Regions from separate parts of the Homo sapiens genome. Here regions 1 and 2 are each linked to region 3. Evidence: read pairs that join two places in POLR2A ChIA-PET (ENCODE). Cell type or tissue: MCF 10A. All regions are shown on one strand. Links, peaks and the distances in the headings refer to the core of each region. The heading gives the core; the rest is flanking DNA. Region 1 overlaps SPTBN1 (spectrin beta, non-erythrocytic 1). Region 2 holds the start of LOC105374653 (a long non-coding RNA gene). Region 3 holds the start of SPTBN1-AS1 (SPTBN1 antisense RNA 1).

Evidence for each region. Peaks named below come from ENCODE experiments on the same cell type or tissue, not always from the same donor. Only the 100,000 strongest peaks of a DNase experiment are listed, where the experiment ranks them.
Region 1: POLR2A ChIA-PET joins it to region 3 with 18 read pairs; 25 of 35 experiments call an interaction of 5 or more read pairs at or near these places.
Region 2: POLR2A ChIA-PET joins it to region 3 with 10 read pairs; 13 of 35 experiments call an interaction of 5 or more read pairs at or near these places.

The regions. Positions count from the first base shown.
Region 1 is chr2:54,611,706-54,617,823 of GRCh38, forward strand. It overlaps SPTBN1 (spectrin beta, non-erythrocytic 1), which reads left to right. Exons shown (of 36, transcript NM_003128.3): 4 at 456-629; 5 at 4,502-4,593; 6 at 5,903-5,983. Among named protein-coding and RNA genes, the nearest start is that of SPTBN1-AS1, 56 kb to the left of the region's middle. In MCF 10A, for the core only: no CTCF peak of the experiment used is centred there; a DNase peak (open chromatin) is centred at 2,366.
Region 2 is chr2:54,672,996-54,679,113 of GRCh38, forward strand. All of the region lies in intron 1 of SPTBN1-AS2 (SPTBN1 antisense RNA 2), which reads right to left. LOC105374653 (a long non-coding RNA gene) reads left to right here and starts at 1,387. Exons shown (of 3, transcript XR_940104.2): 1 at 1,387-1,640. RefSeq lists an enhancer at 517-811. In MCF 10A, for the core only: no CTCF peak of the experiment used is centred there; a DNase peak (open chromatin) is centred at 2,926.
Region 3 is chr2:54,557,244-54,563,361 of GRCh38, forward strand. The region is part of intron 2 of SPTBN1 (spectrin beta, non-erythrocytic 1); the gene reads left to right. SPTBN1-AS1 (SPTBN1 antisense RNA 1) reads right to left here and starts at 1,462. Exons shown (of 4, transcript NR_185881.1): 1 at 425-1,462. RefSeq lists a silencer at 860-999 and an enhancer at 3,001-3,170. In MCF 10A, for the core only: no CTCF peak of the experiment used is centred there; DNase peaks (open chromatin) are centred at 1,138, 1,388, 2,698 and 3,288.

The DNA of each region.
Region 1 (6,118 bases), core at 853-4,852, 54 kb after region 3:
GTTGTGTTCCCTGTTTTCATTTTGAGCCAAGCTTAAGGGTTGCCAGCAGGTGGCAAACCTAATTTTACATTCCAAGTAATCAGAAAATCCTCACAGGTGTTTTGTCATGCACCTGCAAAAAAAAAAAATTGTATGGATGGCAGCAGTAGCGCTGAAATTCTCCATGAAAATTGGATTCTCTCTTCCCTGAACTTAAACAAATGCTCATTTGTAAACTATATAGCTCCACAACTATTCTCTAAAGAGGAATCAGTTATCATCCCCTTAAGTAAACTTTTTTTCTGTGGCCGTTAGGTAAATACCGTCCTTGGACTTAATGAGTACATGTGTTTGTTAATGTTCTGCTCTGAGCGGGAGAGCATTGCATGAATGGGCACATGTGACTAGGCAGTAACTCGGGGTTCATCTCTACTCTGTTGGGTGATGTGTCTCTACCTCTGCTCTCCTGTTTCTAGCCTAAACCCACCAAGGGACGAATGCGCATCCACTGCTTAGAGAATGTGGACAAGGCCCTTCAGTTCCTGAAGGAGCAGAGAGTCCATCTTGAGAACATGGGGTCCCATGACATCGTGGATGGAAACCACCGGCTGACCCTTGGCCTCATCTGGACCATCATCCTGCGCTTCCAGGTAAGGGTCTCTGCCCAGGGTTGCTCAGAACTTAGGCCGACCTCTCAGGTATGAGCATTGTTATAGAGCTGGCCTCCCTGTATCAGAGGGATCGGGAAGACCAGGTTGAAAGCATGTCTCAGAGTCATGTGTGTCATATCCAGCCCTCAGAATTGAATGCTGCCTCGTAGGCACGTGGAAGCTACTACATCCTCCTGCAATTGTACTAGCCCTGGTAATCTTAGCTTTCCTGTCAGACACATCTCAGCGGCCCAGGGGCTTCTAGGCTGCATCCCAGCCCGCCACTTTGCTGGCACCTGCTCTAAACATCTGGTCTCTGCTGCTTGGCTCTCAGGAGCAAAGGTATAAGGACGTGGCCAATGCTAGGTTATTAGCTTAGACTGCCTCAACTTCACTCAACTATGACATGTGTTACAGAACATTTTTTGGCAAAGCTGTTGAGGGTTATGGCATGTGTGTGGGCTCCATTTTCACCTTCTCATTCTCTTTGGATGTGAGGAAGCAGTTTGCAGGAGGAAAGTACAAAACTCTTGTGTTTCTTTGAATTGATGATGCTTTATGGGTTTTGTTATACTTGAGGAGGAAGGCTCTAAGTATAGAAGTATTTTAAGCCGGAAGGTACTCTCAAGGTCATTTTGTCCACTTCTTTCACTTTATGAAGAAATCGGGGACCCACAGAAATTTGAAACCTTGCCTCTGATGACACAGCCAGCCAGGGCTATAGTGGGTGCCTCTGACCCCTTAAGAGAGAGCGCTCAGCCTTTTGGGACTGTGCACCACCACGAGCCTGATTATTGGTTCTTTCTCCAGGCTCATGCTTCGTACTCATGCGTTCCAATTAAAATTGGAAAGGCAGGAACAACTTTGTACCATAGTGTCAGGTTTCTCTGCGAACAAATATTCTAACAGTCCTGTCTCCTCAGTGACTGTGTTCTCTTGCCATTCCTTCCTGTTCTGCCCCTTTAATAAAGATCTGTTTTGATTTTTCTGGGTAAACAAAAACCTCACACAAAAAGGAAAAACGAAAAATCAAATTATAACTTGCTTTGTTTTCTTATTGAAACTCTGAAATCAGCCTGTCAACAGTCCCTTTTCCTTCTCACTTGCCCTACGATTGGGCTTCAGTTAGTGTCGTGATTATATATGTGGGAAGAAGGGGTAGGGGACTAGAATGAGTTACAGGAAGAAATATCTTCCTGCCTGGCTGGTTCCCAAGCTGGCTGATCATCTGATGCCTTTGGGAAACCCTTTTAATAATTCAGGTTCCCAGGGCCCAGCCCTAGTAGTTCTGATTAAGTAGGTCTGAAGAGAGAACCACTGTTGAAGATGGTACAACATCATTAAAGGAGTTAATTACAGCAATCAAGGACATTTTTCCCCAGATAGAACTCTTACATTTCTGTTATTTAGTTCCTGAATGATTTGAAAATGGAGTAGCCATTGAATCCACTAATTACTGCTCTTGTGTCTTATGGCAACAGAGGTGAAATTATTAGCAGTACACTCCTCTAGCTTCACCCCAGTTTTATGGAGTAAAATGTTGTATTTCTGTTAGCTTTGGCCTGCAATAATCAGAGCGTGGAAGGCCATCCTGACTGTGGGCTATCTTGACAGCGGGTCAGCACCCAGGTCAGGGAGCTGGCACACACAGCCCTTTTCAGGATTCTCAGCGTGAATTGCTTTGAGTCATTGACTAATTCGCTTCCTGCCAGTTTGCATATTCCTATAATTCAACTTGTAAATGCTGATGTGTATTTTCTCCCTTTCTGTTGAGGTGAGAGGCATAGGCTGCTGATGTTACCGCGTGGCCTGCAGTGTTGTTGTCTTAAATGACTCAGCTTTCTCCAGCAGCTTTATTAAAACATTACCTATTCTACAAAAATAATATGATTATGAATCAGCCAAGGCCCAGCTGTAGATATCCAGCATATCTATAAGGATACTCCACATATCCTTGTAGATACATAGGGTCAAGCTTCCCTGTGTACCTACAACGGTCTCTCCTTCCACCAGCTCCTGAATATACGGTTTTACAAGTTCCCAGTGTGTGTGTATGTGTGTGTGTGCGTGCGTGTGCTCTCATTGCTACCAGGATATGGCCTACCCTATATGTGCATAGAAGTGTCCATTAAATACTGATGATGACACAGATTTTATGATGCTGCCCCTTTAAAAGAGAGTATAAGGGCCAGGTGCGGTGGCTCATGCCTGTAATCCCAGCACTTTGGGAGGCCAAGGTGGGTGGATCACTTCAGATCAGGAGTTCGGGACCAACCTGGCCAACATGACGATACCCTGCCTCTACTAAAAATACAAAAATTAGCCAGGTGTGGTGGCAGACACCTATGATCCCAGTTACTTGAGAAGCTGAGGCAGGAGAATCGCTTGAATATGGGAGGCGGAGATTGCAGTGAGCCGAGATCACACCACCGCACTCCAGCCTGGGCGACAGAGACTGTCTCAAAAAAAAAAAAAAGTAAAAGATGGTGAGAAACTGGAGTGGAAGTCTCTAAGTTTGCCTAGTTTAAATAGGGAGCTGTCTTCATTTCAGAAGGGTAGGCTTTGTTTCCATATGGGCAAATCTGGAAACAGATACCCTTCACACAGAAGTATAAGAAAGCCAATGGGTTAATGTGTGTAAAGTTGCAGCCTGACTTTCCTGGTGAGCCTGTCTCTCACCCCTTGAGTGAGGGTTGTTCTTCCACATTCCCTTTCTGCACTTGAGCTAATGATCCTAATATTAGAGACTGGGGTTTATACAGACTCAGGCTTCACCTTCTTAACACAATTAAAAATAGAGAATTTTTTTTTAATGTAGTTGTTTCAATTCCCAGGTGTTTTTCCTAGTTGAAAGTTTCTAACTTTTTAATCCTGTATTTATATATTTTGTCTTCATTTTCTCTGTTTTTCAAAAAGAATTCTGGGAAGTGTTTGTAGATTGAATGGAGTGAAGGTAGTGGGGAGCATGACAGAGCAGCGAAGCTTAAAATGGCTACAGCTGGAGGCAATGGATGGACTCCTGGCCAGCACCATCCACTCCTGACTCCATTCCACATTTTACTCTACAAGAGGAAACTTTCATATAATAGACAAAAGTGTATTTGGAGCATTTGTCTAAAATTACGTAGCTGGCAGTTGGCGCCTAATCTAAAAACTAACATTCACAGACCCTTATTACGAGCTCTGCACTTTATTATATCATTTAAGTGCATAACAGTGCTGTGAGATTAGCCACTGTCATTATTTCCATTCCTCAGATGGGGAAGCTGGGGAACCTGCCCAAGGGTACATGGTAGGTGATGGAGCCTGGATTCACATCCAGGCAGTCTGACTTTGGTGCCAGCCGACCAGGCTTTGTGTATAATGTTGCAAATATGCTGCCTCTGAGCGGCTTATGAAGGCACACCATGGAAGCACAGCGTTTAAGCCCACACTTGCTCTAATAGTTTGGAAATGGTGCACACAGTGCCCTCATCAATGAAGGTTGCACGTGGTGTGAAAAATGTTTACTTACAAAAAAACCGAACTCAGTATTTTTCTGGGGGTCTGGTGAGATTCCAGATGCACTGTATGAACCCCTGTGCTAGATTCTCACTGGAAAGATGGGTTGTCTCAGGGGTAAAAATGACCTCTGATAGGTGCTGGGAAGTCCCGTCAGCCTTCTGTCTGTGTGACATAGAAAATGTAGTTTTCGTTGTGTTTCTGAAGTGAGCCCAGACTTCAGGAAGCAGTTTTCATTGACAGGGTAGATCGTCTGCAGGGCAAGGCTATGATCTACAGTTTATTCTTTATGTATATGCAGACCTGTTCTTCAGTGGTTCTTTTAGGCAGCTGACCCATCTATTTGTCTAATATTTCTTTGTAAATCTTAGATCCAGGATATCAGTGTGGAAACTGAAGACAACAAAGAGAAGAAATCTGCCAAGGATGCATTGCTGTTGTGGTGCCAGATGAAGACAGCTGGGTGAGTGTGAATGAAGAGGGTATTGGGGCTGCTTCTTCCAGGACTGAATTCCACTGCAGTCATCACTTAGAAGGTGTTGACAGGTATCTTTTCCACTGCTTCCATTGGGAAGTCTTGTTAACTCGCAAGCAGTTGATATGACTTTTCAATTAGCTCTCAGAATGAAAGGAGCTCTAATTTATATTTTAGACCTGTCATGTCTTCATAATCAGTTTCCTTCTCTTTATTAAGGAAGCTCCAGAGAGCATTATATTTTGAATTTGAAAACCCTGGAAGCATGCTTAGGAATCATATCCATGATATTTTAAGAATACAGTTGTAGGTTTTCTTCACCCTTTAATTTCTGTTTTGGGGAGCTTTCTTTGCACAGTAAACAACAGCATAACCTTTTAATATTATCTGTGTCAGTTTCCCTTTTATTTTTTCATTGAAATTTCAGTGAAGTTGTTTTTAGAGAACCACATCTTTTTTGTTGCTTACTATTGTTAGGACTCAACTGATGCTAAGCCTTCGAGTTCTTAGCAAATTGGTTTAAGGTCATAGGTACTTACTGAGACCCAATTTTAGGTTAATTAGATTTACTGTCAGAACTACTTTAGGTGTAGATGTAACTCTAATGAACATTAATTCAGAATATGAAAATCAGAACTCCATCCATTCTGAGAGCTAGCTGAAAAGTCATCATGTCTATAAAGAGCTTATGGCCTAATAAAAGGGTCAAGTCAGGTATGAACCTTTAATCAGCTACTGATATAAAGTTATTAATAGTCAATATGGTATAGAATAGCTGATTCATTATGGGTAAGTTTCACACATAAATTTTTCAGGGAGGTACTACTTTTACAAACTTCATCCAATTAAGTGGCGTATGGAAGAAAGAAAGCTGAGTGTCACTTGAACAGATAGTCCCACCACTTCTTGTCCCAAAGTAACGTGTGACAAGGGACTGCAGGTCCTGGTGTCTTTGTAGGTAGAGTAGAAAGCCAATGGAAGCAGAGGCCTCAGAGGTGTCTAGGTTGTCGTCACTTTTTCCTAAGTAAGAGTAGTGTTTTAAATCTACGACACAGTTCACATCTTTTGTGAGACTGAATTACCAAGCAAGAAAAGCCACATGGATGCATGTTTTATTTTTATTTTATGGCAGGCTCGAGTTGACGGATTATTTGTTCTGACTTGATTGTCCTTAGTGATATTCACTGCTTTAGGTTTTACAATGCTTACAGACTTTTTATTAACAAAGCACTTGGCAAAAGTATAAACCTCCATGTGGTAATTGTGTTGCTTTTCCCTTCTGCTTTGTCCTTGGCAGGTACCCCAATGTCAACATTCACAATTTCACCACTAGCTGGAGGGACGGCATGGCCTTCAATGCACTGATACACAAACACCGGTAAGTCCATACAAATCATCCTAGCAATCGTGGGGTAAAAGGTTGCTGTCCTTCCATAGCAGATTTGGGTGACTTTTCCATATCCGTTGGCTTAACTGTCTCACCGTGGTGGAAATTTCTGCATTCCATGTGAGG
Region 2 (6,118 bases), core at 843-4,842, 120 kb after region 3:
CCTGCCTGTGAGAAAGAATGTTATATCCTATTTGAGCTTTGAATGTTTTTTTGTTTTTTGTGGGGTGTGTGTGTGTGTGTGTGTGTGTGTGTGTGTGAAAGGTCAGCCTTAAAAGCAGCATTTCAGAAAACAGAAGTGAAAGGTCCTGCTTGTTCCCTTTCATGTAAATAGGGATCACGATGTGTGAGTAGCTGACGCTTCTCTTCCATGCGGTTCAGGGCATTTTCACTCAAGTTTTGAAGAAGCTTCACCAATCCCTCATACTCGTGAACTGGGCTGATTTGGGAGAGTGATAGTGGGTGATAGAATTACTGAGTAGAATTCAAGTTTTTCCAAGGTAATGCCTCATTTTGACTCTTCTGTGCAGGGGAGCTTGGAAGACCTGCTTCCTCAGGGATGCCCGGGTTTTCTACGGCCCCTGGCGTTAATTGCCTGACCTGTGTTTTCAGTGTTCCTTTCAACCTGGTGTAACTTATCAGGGTTGGTTTTTCTTATGGTCAGGGCCGAGTCACAGCAGGAAGAGGACACATAGGCATAGGACTCTGTAACTGAAACTCAGAGAAGCTGGCAGGAGCTCCCTTCACTCCCTTACCCGGCACCCACAAGGCCTGTGGCTTCCCCGTGGTGAGCCTGGGCTCTGTGCGTTCTTGCCTCAGCACAGACATCCTGGAGGGCGGCCATGCTGGGGCCCGCAGGGGCGTGTGGCTTGCGTATGTTTCCACTTGGCCTTGACTTGTCTTTTCGGATATTTATCACACGGTGGAGACCCATTGTGTCCGGGAGTGGAAATCAGGGAGGCAGGACGTTAGTGGTGTTTCCTGAAACTGGTTCTTTAAAGGGAAGGGGAATTTCCCTTACATAAGCCCGCAGCGACTTTCTCCACAGGGTGGGGCATCCTGTGTTCTGGAGTCTGGGCGCTGGGCGGGAACCTGGGAGCTTTCTCCAGTGGAGCTGAGGCCAAGTCTTGGCTCACAACATTTCTCCCGGGGAATCTGCTCCATCTTCGGTCATCATTTACGTTTCTCCGTCACAGTGAATTATTTCCAGTGTTCCTGTTCCTCAAGTTTTGTTTTTTTTCGGAGGAAACAGTCGCTCAAGGTTTTAATCTTCCATCTTAGGGGAATGTCCACAGCCCTAATTAAAATGGCCGTGGCCGGGCTTGGTGGCTCACGCCTGTAATCCCAACACTTTGGGAGGCCGATGCGGGCGGATCACAAGGTCAGCAGTCTGAGACCAGCCTGGCCAATATGGCGAAACCCCATCTCTACTAAAAATACAACAAAATTAGCTGGGCGTGGTGGCGGGCACCTGTACTCCCAGCTTCTCCGGAGGCTGAGGCAGGAGAATTGCTTGATCTTGGGAGGCGGAGGTTGCAGTGAGCCGAGATCACACCACTGCACTCCAGCCTGGGCGACAGAGTGAGACTCCATCTCAAAAATAATAATAATAATGGCTGTAAGGAGCGTGCGTTTCTGAGCCAGTGCTCGCAGGCGTGCATACGGGGCCTTCTCCTAGCTGCCATCTGTTACACGGGTCTGTCATCTCCCCACTTGGATTTGAGGACTCTTGTCTTTCCTGGGGACACATGATTGGATTACTTCATCCAGCTTGCTCAGCCTCTGCTCTTCTGAGGAAAGAAGGTAGGCTCTGAAGCCAGATTGAATGGTGGCTCCTTCACCTCCCAGCCCCGTGACAAGTAAAAAAAGACTCCCTTATCCCCTCTGCAAAGCACCCACCACGCACCAGCCATGCTGGGAAGCAGCCCTTGTGGCGCTTACAAATGTGAGACTCCTCTTCGTCTGCTTCATCTGAGCCTTGGCCTCTAGAGGAGATTAAATGAACTGATGAACGCCACACTCCATAAATCGGTTCCTTTTCTCCCATGGTAGTCTGTCAGGCAGGAGCCTCTTTTATTTTAAAGCATATTTGCTCCTGTGTTCAAGGCTGCCCCTGACTGCAGGTGTTGATAACCCCCCACCCCACCCCCGCAACACCACCTCCGTGTTTTCCCTCCGAGGTGCTTCAGTTGGGGCATACCTGGCTTCAGAGAGCAAATGTAGGTTAACAAGCAGGAAGGACCTCTAGGGGTCTAGTTCCCCTTGCTACCACCTCCCGAGCTCCCTTCTCCACCAGGCATTGGGGGGTTACTTCAGACACTGGCACAGCTCATCAGCAACAGGAGCTGATATGGGAATGCAGTAAATTTACAAATTAACCAAAAGTCAGCCTAAGAAAGTATTTTCTTTTGAAATAAGGCCCTCCAAAAGGCGCTACTTCTGTTTCTTTGAGGAGTCAGAACATCATTTGGCTGGGAAACAATCTGTGTGGTGCACACTGTCCCTGCTGCCTGGCCCCGTGGCGGGGTTGCAGCTCCCTCATCGCTCAGCACCCTATTATTTACAAAGTCTCCAGCTCTGACAGGGGGTAAAATTACCCAGAGAACTGATGACCCAAAAGCCAAGGGTGTCCCATGTGCCTGAGAGCTTCGCTGTAGATAGGAGGGTGACTGGGCTGGGGACACTGAGCCCGGGTCCCGGGGAAGCCATTTACTCGGGCATGAGGGTTTAAAGGAAGAGGGTGCCACTGGTGTTTGGAAAAGGTGAGAAGGCAGAATGTCTGGCTTTCCTCAGGTGGGGAAAAAATTTCAATTCCATAGGAGAAAAGTTTGCGAAGATGAACCCATCCTTATGTTCTCTTTTCACCTGTGACACACGATTTCCATCATTTCTCTATCACAGTTGCCTCAGGAAGCGGGGAAGGAGGGGGAGCAGCGCTGTAGCTGGAACATAACCTGATGGCCCCCTCGTGTCTCAGATCATCGGGCACCAGTACTAGTGGCGGCTGTCCTTGTAGCACTTGGCGCAGAACGAAGAGGAATACCATTTCTGCTCTGGCTCTGACACAGCCAGCATTTGGCCAGGCGCCTACTGTATGCGTCAGTCAGGTGCTGCCCTTAGCACTTTCCCCATGTTAACTCGTTCCAACCTTCACAATGACCCTGTGAGGTAGAGACTTATTAGTGAGGTGTTGTTAGACCCACAACCTGAACTGTCAGCCCAGAGAAAAGAAGACTGAGCTAAGCCAGAGCTGGTAGAACCAAGACCACAGTGCTCTGAAGCTTTAACACGGTCTGGCTGACCCCAGGACTGACCTTCCCCCTGCCTCATCTCCATTCAGCTGCCTTGATATCTTGAGCTGAGAAGGAGGTGTGTGTTCAGGATCTCAGTGGCATCCTGCGCTGTGTAACAAGTGGATGTGTGAGTGTGAACACACTGCATAGGAAAAGGGAGAGAAGCCAGGAGCTCACGCTGGATCTGAACCTGTCAGGACAACTGATTGAAAAAAATCAGTCAGTGATTTAGGTATGGGACTCTGAACCACTGGTTTTGTTTCCACCATTTGTTTTCCTCCAAATGGAATGATTTCATCTTGCTAATATTAATAGGTAACCAACTATAAGGTTGTCCAGGCAGTGTGCTAAGTTTTCAAGTTGCGTTCTCATCAAATCCTTGCAGCAATTCTACCAGGCAATGTCTTCATTGTACAAAGAAGAAAACAGAGGCTTAAAGAGTTAAGTACTTGTACAAATCGCAGCTGGATATTTGAATTCTGACACATCTCTCCAGAGGCCACACTCTCAGACTACACTAACTGTCCCCCACCTAGATTCTTTTCCTGCACTTCTCTGTGGGCTGAGGAATGATGGTCATGGAACCAGTGCCAGCTGAGAGGGCATCTCATGTGTGTAAGCTGTTGCCCCAGTCGTGGGCTTTCAGAGAAAGGACTGGATACCCAGTGTCATGTCCACTCAACAGCCATGCAAGGCTGGGTTCTTGAAGCCACAGCTCTTCACTGACTCCTTGAGCATCCATGTGACTCTAGAGTTTAGCTATGCAAGTGCAAGCTTTGCTCTCAAATACATGTGCAATGTAATTAGAGGATAGCTGATGCCTGATTCACTGGCCTTACAAATCTGTAGCTGCCTGGATTTCAACTGTCAATACATGCTGAAGTCCTTTTCGGATCAAATTTAAGTTCAGATAAAGAGTGTGTGGTGGGGACACAATAAATATTTGGAAGGAAGAAAAGATGGAAGGAAAGAAGTAAGGAAGGAGGAAAGGTAGGGCAGAAGGACCCTCCAAACAGCTGGGTACTCTGTAGCCTCAGAAGGTTGGCAAGATAAATCACAGCTCAGCATAAAGCCTATGTCGGTGTCTGGTGTTTAAAAAGTGGGGAGGAGAGGCTCAGCCCACAGCCTCTGTGGACAGGTTTTCTTTCATCTGCTTTCTAGCCAAAGGATGTGAAGACAAGCTACAGGAACTGATGGGCTGCAGCTGAGATAGGTCAGATTTTCACTCTAGCCCCCTGAACTGGCCACAGGGCCCCTTCGTTCCCTGACTTCCATCATTGCTCTTTCCTGTGATGTCTGACCTCCCCTGTGTCACTGCATCTGACTCTTGCTGCCTCCTCAGCACCTGCGGCCCCATCTCCTCCAAGTTCTGAACTGCACAGGCATCTTCTGAGGTACAGCCATGTTTGGGTGCCCAGCCGGCTCTTCCTGCAGGTCTTCCTGCTCTCCTGATGTCCCTCAGCTCACAACCTCTCTTTTCTAGCAGAGCATAGAAAGACAGGAGCTGACTTCTGGATGCCTGGTCATCATTTCCTTCTTTAGTTCCATTTTACAAGCCCAGGTGCTGTATGAAAAACAGGGCATGCTAACCCTGTCTTCCATCCACTAGGGCGGAGCTGACGGTTAAAACAAGGCTCTTTCCCATGCCAGCAATTAGACCTCCATTTCTCAGAAGAGGAAAGAGGGGAAGCGTGAACAGACAGAAGGGCTCATTTTCTGTTTGTCAAAGGAATAAATGGATTAAGGATCCTTGCATTTCAAGATGCATTTCAAGATTTCAGAGATGGAGTCTTGATAAGACAGTGAGAACTGACTGAGAGGGAGCTGCACCCAATCACGGGGCCACGCACCCAGGGACAGTTGCACCTATATGGATTGTTTCCCAGCCAAATGATGTTCTGACCATTAACTCAGGCATCTGGGATTCCCCAAAGAAACAGATGAGTAGCATCACTTGGGGGACTTTATTTTTAAAAATAAAAATTCAGTTCCTTAAATAGGCATTTGGTGACCTCATGTTTTTTTAGTGAAACATGTTGGTAAGAGATGCAATATTTTGAACAGGAAAGACAGTATGATAAAAGCATTCTTGGGCCAGGTGTGGTAGCTCACACCTGTAATCCCAACAGTTTGGGAGGCCAAGGCGGACAGACCACTTGAGGTCAGCAGTTCAAGACCAGCCTGGCCAAAATGGCACAACACCATCTCTACTTAAAAAAAAAATTAGCTAGGCCTGGTGGTGCACGCCTGTAATACCAGCTACTTGGGTGGCTGAGGCACGAGAATCACTTGAACTTGGGAGGTGGAGGTTGCAGTGAGCTGAGATCATGCCCATGTACTCCTGCCTGGGCAACAGAGAGAGACTCTGTCTCAAAAAAAAAAAAAGCATTCTTCCTTTTTTTTTTAACTCTAACAACCCACTGGCCCACATGCCTCAAATCCTACATAGTTAAACATCACAAGTACCTATTCTGCATACAATTTTTACTTACATATGCATCATAAACATTTTGCTGTGTTTCTACAAGACTTTGTGATGCTTATTTCAAGGACTATTGGTAGTTTTCCACAAGTTGATGCAGCATCAGGCATTAAAATGCTCCCCAGATGCTGAGCATTTAGCAATAACACCATTCTCCACCAAAGAGGCTTGTGTTCCCAAAATTACAGCTCTTGGTTCTTTTTGAGAGCAGTTTTCTGGGGGCATAAACTGCCCCCTGGTATGGCTACTGCACAGACCATATTCCCCTTTAATCACGTGCCTTGGTGCAGGGTACGCATCTACTAACCACTTTCCCCTTGTGGAAATGTTCTCCCAGGGGAGTCATTCTCCTGCCCAGCCTCAGAGAGAGCCTTGATCTCAGCCGCTCTGACAGCTTCAGTCACTTTACATTTCAGGAAACTGAATATAGGTTCTAATCTCTTTGCTCTCTAAAAGCTTCTGGGGTCCTAATGCAAATTTTATCACCCCTAGTTTAACACACTGTA
Region 3 (6,118 bases), core at 886-4,885:
TGAACCTGGGGTGGGGGACCACGTCTTTACTACATATTGGGATCCCTGAGGAATGAAATTACCTTCTTCAGTGAGTATTGCTGTAGGGCTCCAAACTGGAAATGCCAAAAGTGTAATTTGTTGTCTGCCTGTTTAGGTAGTGAGGAAAAAGGGGGGACAGGAGGGTGGAGAGAGAGGGGGGAGATCTAGAGTCAATTTCCCAAGAATACATTTTGATCATTCTCTTTTCTATGTGGAAGATTTCATTTTTGGTTGAGATTGGTGGGAGAAGAAGCTGGGAAGGAGAGATTTAAAATTTTGGAGAACCACAAGTTTAGAGGCCTTGTTTTACAAATCAGAGTAGGAATTTGAGGGTAGTTTCGGTTCCCTCATCTCCCCTCCGGATCATAAACAACTCCAGGTCAGGGATCTCGGCGGTGTTTACCTGTGTACCTTTTTCCCACAATGCCTTGCAAATCGGTGCTCCCATAAATCTTCCTTGCGTCGAATTCCTATCATAGGCCCGTGTTATTCCAGGAAACCACCGCCTTCATATCCCCTGATGGCAGCGTAAGTCAGCCGAGATTCTTCACTGAGCCCGAACTTACACCTCCCCTGGCTGTGGCGCTGCACAGCGCCCTGAGAGTGACTTTGTCTGACTTCTTCCCGGTGGCTCGCCGGGCCGCCGCCGCGTGGTTGGCGCCAGCGCACTGGGGCAGTCGCGCGCGCCCAGGTGCGGGCCGCGTTACCTCAGCAGACGCTAGAGAGTGAATGAGCCGCGCGGGCCCGGGACCCTTGGGGCTCTTCACTCTCCAGGCCGTCCCGTGGGCGCGCTAGCCTTTTCAAGTGATAGTAATCGGAGACTTTTCCGTTACATGAGGCTCAACAAAAGATTGTAATTCCAGCAGCTCTGTTTGGGAAGGCACTACCGCGGCGAGTCCAGGGCCCGGCCGGGGGTCGGCGGCTGCCGGGCGGCTGGGGCGACCGCGGACCGTGCGGGACCGGTAGGGGGTCGCGGGCCGGCTAGGCTCCCCCGCGCCCCTCCTCGTGGTATAGCCTGCATTTCTAATACAATGCTGTTATGCTAATCAGGTGACATCACCGCCCAGCACACGGCGAGTGGCTCCTGATAAAATTACAAACCGGCGGCCGCCGCGGGCAGCTGGGAGGAGGTGTGCGCGCTGCGCCCGCGAGCTCCCGGGCTCGGCAACCGTGGCATGCTTAGGATTGGCCATATTTAAAAGTTCTGAAGTAGAACCTGCGCCTCCTCTCTGCTTCTCCCTCCTCCTCAGTAATTTATTTCGAGCTTCCAGGCAAGGGCCACGGAAGAAGGGAAAGCAAGAAATTAGATGCCTGTGTGGTAACTCCTCGCGGAGCTAAGGTGGACTCTCTTGCAGCCAACTTCCCATCAGATCACCCTGCTGGACTTGCAGACCGGAATGGGGCTCGCCTAAGGAGCCGAGCGCTGCGGAGGCTGCTGCGTGTTGGATGGGAGTGGGAGGGGGCTGGAGCGAGATTTCCAGGGCGCAGTCCTCCGGGGCGTTACGCCGGGCATAATGGAATTGCAGAGGACGTCTAGTATCTCCGGGCCGCTGTCGCCGGCGTACACGGGGCAGGTGCCTTACAACTACAACCAGCTGGAAGGCAGATTCAAGCAGCTGCAAGGTAAGCCCCCTCCCAAAGGCCGGGCCTGTCCTGGGTGCCAACGGGGGTTCTTGGAGGCTTTATTTGTGACCCTAATGAAGACGGGCGGCTTCACAGCTCGGCCCCAGACCCTGTGGTTGGCTGCGGGCACCCCATTCACGACTTAGGGAAGGCAGTTGCTCATACTCCACTCCAGAAGAGCTACCATTTGGAGTCCCTGTCTCTCCAGCACCTTTTTGGCTTTCTAGGTTGTCAGATAACTGCTGCACACACATTTTCTTTACTTTTAGCTAACTTTACCTCCTAGTAGATCAGTGCTCATAGACTTATTAGTATGCAGGTATTTGATTCCGGGTCGCCTCTGGCTCCCAGCCCCCAGCCTCTTACCTCTGGGAAGCTTTAAAGGTGTAAAGTGCCGTGCTCAGACCCAGTCCTGTAGAACAATAGCAAAGGGGAGGAGGGAGGGGTCTTTTTGTTCCTAAGCCTTTGGTAAATTACAGTTTTTTATTCAGAAGCTTAATTTTAATTTTTCTGATGTGTTGGGAAGAGCCTTCCCATCTATTTAGTGGGCTATATAATTTCTAATGAAAGCCGGTTATTGTCATTTCAACCCTATGGGTTGGATTAGTTGGATCAATTACAGGTTTCTTGGAGTCTTTTTAAGGCTCAGACAATTGAATGAGTCCAATATTTTACTGAACATATTTTTAGGGAGAGCAGAAGCCTGTGTGTGCACCAGTGTGCTGTTTTCCCTGCGGCCCCTGCACCCCTCAGCTGTCCCTGCCCAGCCAGCAGGCCCTGGCCAGCAGTGTCTCAGAGCTTATACATGAAAAAAGGTTCCTAACTGAAAACAGAACTCCTTCCGTTTGGAAGCCCCTGGAGTCAGTAGTAGGCTGGGAATGGCTCTAGCACTGTAAAAAAGTAGTATTCGAGGACTGTGTGTTTCTTATTTTAACCTCCTCAGTGCTGCAAATGTGGTTCCTGTGAGGAGGAGGAAGGAAGGAAGCCGCTCAGCCCTAGAATGTTTTTCATTGGGAAGAGGGGGGAGGATGTCTTTCATTCATTGGTTTATTTGTCTTGTGAAATAGTTGACAGTAATGACACTTCTCTGGAAAACGAGGCAGAACAGGACGTGATTTTAAACATTTGCTGGGCTGTGCCACATTCCTCTGGCAGTTAGCTCAGAGGAAGCTCCCTTCGCTCTGGGGAACGGTTCTGTGTCTCTTTGGTTCATTTCTCTTGAGCTCTTCGGCAGTCAAATTTGCTTTTTTGAAAACTTAAGCTGGGGGCGCTTGCAAGTAGTAAATAGAGGAGTTGGGGTGGGGGGGGGCGTTCATTATCTAGGTTTGTTAGGGGCCTCACGGTTTTCGGGTCGGAGAATCCACTGCGTGCTCCTCCTCTTCCCCTGGCCCGGACTCCCAGCTTCATTGTGTCATCCCGCCTGGGGGAAAGCACCCACCGGGATCGTCAGCCCACTCCACCGCCAGCCTAGCCTGGAAGTCTCAGAAAAAAAGCAAAACTGGGAGAAAATAGAAGGTGTGAGGGAGGAGTGCACCCCTAGGCCCACCCATAACAAAAGGCTGTTATTCCGAAAGGGCTGAGGAAGGTTTTAAAACTGCTCGCCGAGAAGGGTGGAGCCTACACACAGGAAATGTCTTAACTGTCCTCTCTGGACAACGTAAAGTTTAAATTTAAAAAAAATCATGTGCCCCTGATATTTTACCTCATACGCTGTTTCTCAAGGAAATCCCTTCGAAAGGGGTAAGCTTCGTGTTTTGTGTGGTAGCTTTAAAAATAATTTTTTTTAGTGTGACCCTTGTCTCCTAATTTAGCCCCAGTGACTTTCTTATTTTTAAATATTGTGGTTTAGGAGTTGCACAAGTTTAGTGTTGGTATTTCTGTAGCAGAAAACCACCCATGTTGAGGAATTGAGAAAGGGTGAATTAACTTTCAAGTATGGTGGACCTCAGGAGAATTACACACATTTGTCAGCATCCTTCAGAACAAATGAACCGATTGCATTTTAAACAATCCTAGGAGAATTTTGATTAAACACACACACACAAAACCTTTCTTTAATTCCCATCCCTGGTTTTGTGTTTTGTTTGGTATTTGTAGTTCTGATTATCACATATTTTTGATAACATATAATTTCTATCTGCTGATTTAATTTTGTACATTCCTGCAAGGGTGCCTTTTTTTACTCTTCTGAGTATAATCTTTCCTAGCACATAATCTCTGAATATTGGCAAAATGCTCCTCTGAAACTGTATTGGGTTTTTTGTTTTCGTTTTAAGAGACAGAGTCTCACGCTGTTGCCCAGGCTCTAGTGCAGTGGCACAATCACGACTCAACAGCAGCCTTGAAGTCCTGGCTCAAGCCATCCTCCCACCTCAGCCTCCCAAGTAGCTGGGACTATACCATGTCTGGCTAATTTTTAAATTTTTTGTAGAGACAGAGTCTCACCATGTTGCTCAGGCTGGTGTTGAACTCCTGGCCTCAAATGATCCTCCCGCCTTCACTTCCCAAAGTGTTGGGATCACAGATGTGAGCTACCTTGCCAGTCCTGTACTGGGTTTAATGCCTCTGATATGAACTTATTTATGTATTGTCTGTGCCTGATAGTGCTATGATTTTTCTGGAGTTGTTTCTGCATTTTGGCTGGTTTCAAGTTACTTTCCACACTGGGTCCTAAAAATTTCAGGAGGTGTGCCATAGAATGAGATTTGGAGTTCTGGCTAAGGAGAATATAATTTTAAAATGAGTCTGGTCTATTTAGATAAAATGGTTTATAGCGATTTATAGTTTATAAATTTATAGAGATATTATAAATTTATAGTTTAAATATAGTTATATATAAATATAAATCGAGTTATATATTTATATATAAATATAGTTATATATAGTTTAAAATAAAAATAAGGATAGTCATAAATATATAGTTTATAGAGATTTATGGTTTGTAGAGATTTATAGTTTGTAGAGATTTGTGGGTCAGTAAATAAGTGTGATTAAAAAAAAAACCTCATTGAGATACAAGAGTGATGGCTTTATCACACGAAGCCTCCTGGCATAAGAAGACAAGCCCTTCAACCTCTGATGGCTGTAGCATTCACCACCAACACCCAACACCCAACACACACACACCCACCCCTTCCTCTTTTTCTTTTTCAGATTTTCACCTGCAAAATTAAGTTATCACTTTCCTCAGAATCAGTTCATGTATCGTATAAAGTTGTATTTGATGTTTTTTTCTCTGTTAAATAAAAGAGGAATGTTGAAATACAGCAAAACCCAACCTCCCATATTTAGAGAACTGTGTAGTAACAGAGGTGCAGGTTCATGATAACCATCTCTCCACTTCACATCAGCCAGCTTAACTCCTCATGAGAGAACACTCATCATGCCACTTTCCCCCTCAGAAACAGTTGCTTGTGCCATTGTGTAAATGAAGTTCCAGAGTCTAGCTTGGCCTTCAAAGATTCTCCGTAAAATGGCCCCACTCCACTTACTTCTTATTCTAATATATTCCATTCAAATCTGGTAGGCAGGCCTACAGCTTTTTATAAAACCCATCCCTGGGTTTCACGCTTATCTTCTACATTTTGCCTCAAATGCCTACTCTTCCATTTCATCTATAGAAATGCTTACTTTTCTTTTCTTTTTCTTTTTTTTTTTTGAGGCAAGGTCTGCTTCTGTTGCTCAGGCTGGAGTGCAGTGGTGTGATGATCTTGGCTCACTGCAACCTCTGCCTCCCAGGCTCAAGTGATTCTCCCACCTCAGTCTCCCCAGTAGCTGGGACTACAGGCACTTGCCACCAAACCCTGCTTTGTGTGTGTGTGTGTGTGTGTGTGTGTGTGTGTGTGTGTTTTGTAGAGACAGGGTTTCACCATGTTGCCCAAACTGGTCTTGAACTCATGAGCTCAAGTGATTGGTCTGCCTCGGCCTCCCAAAATGCTGGGATCACAGGTGTGAGCCACTGCACCCGGCCTAGAAATGCTTACCATTTTTAAATACTATGCCTGCATTCCAATTATTCCATAAAGTTTCTTCTTTCTTGTCAGGGTTACTGGGAAAAACGATTTTGTTGAGTGCTTACCATGTACCAGTCAGAGCTTTCTATATGGAATTTTGTCTGGTCTTTATAACATACCTGTGAAGTTTTAGAGGTGATAAGATAGAGGCAAATAACTCATCCAAGTTCACAGGCATTGTTGAGTTTAGGCTGCACGGTGTTCTGTAACTTTCTCCTTTCAGACTTCTAGATGTTCATATTTATATATATATTTTCTTTTAAATGAAAGAATGACAGTGTGAAATGCCCACCCTAACCTGGTTCCCTCTCCTGCCAACCTGCCCCTGGAGAACTGATTCTATTGGCTCTGGCTGTGAAGTTGTAATGTAGACAGGATCTAGTTAAAAAGCATCAAAATGAAGTTTTTCTGTCTGCTTTGCAGCCAGATGCTGACACTCCGCATCTGATCTTTCTGGAGAA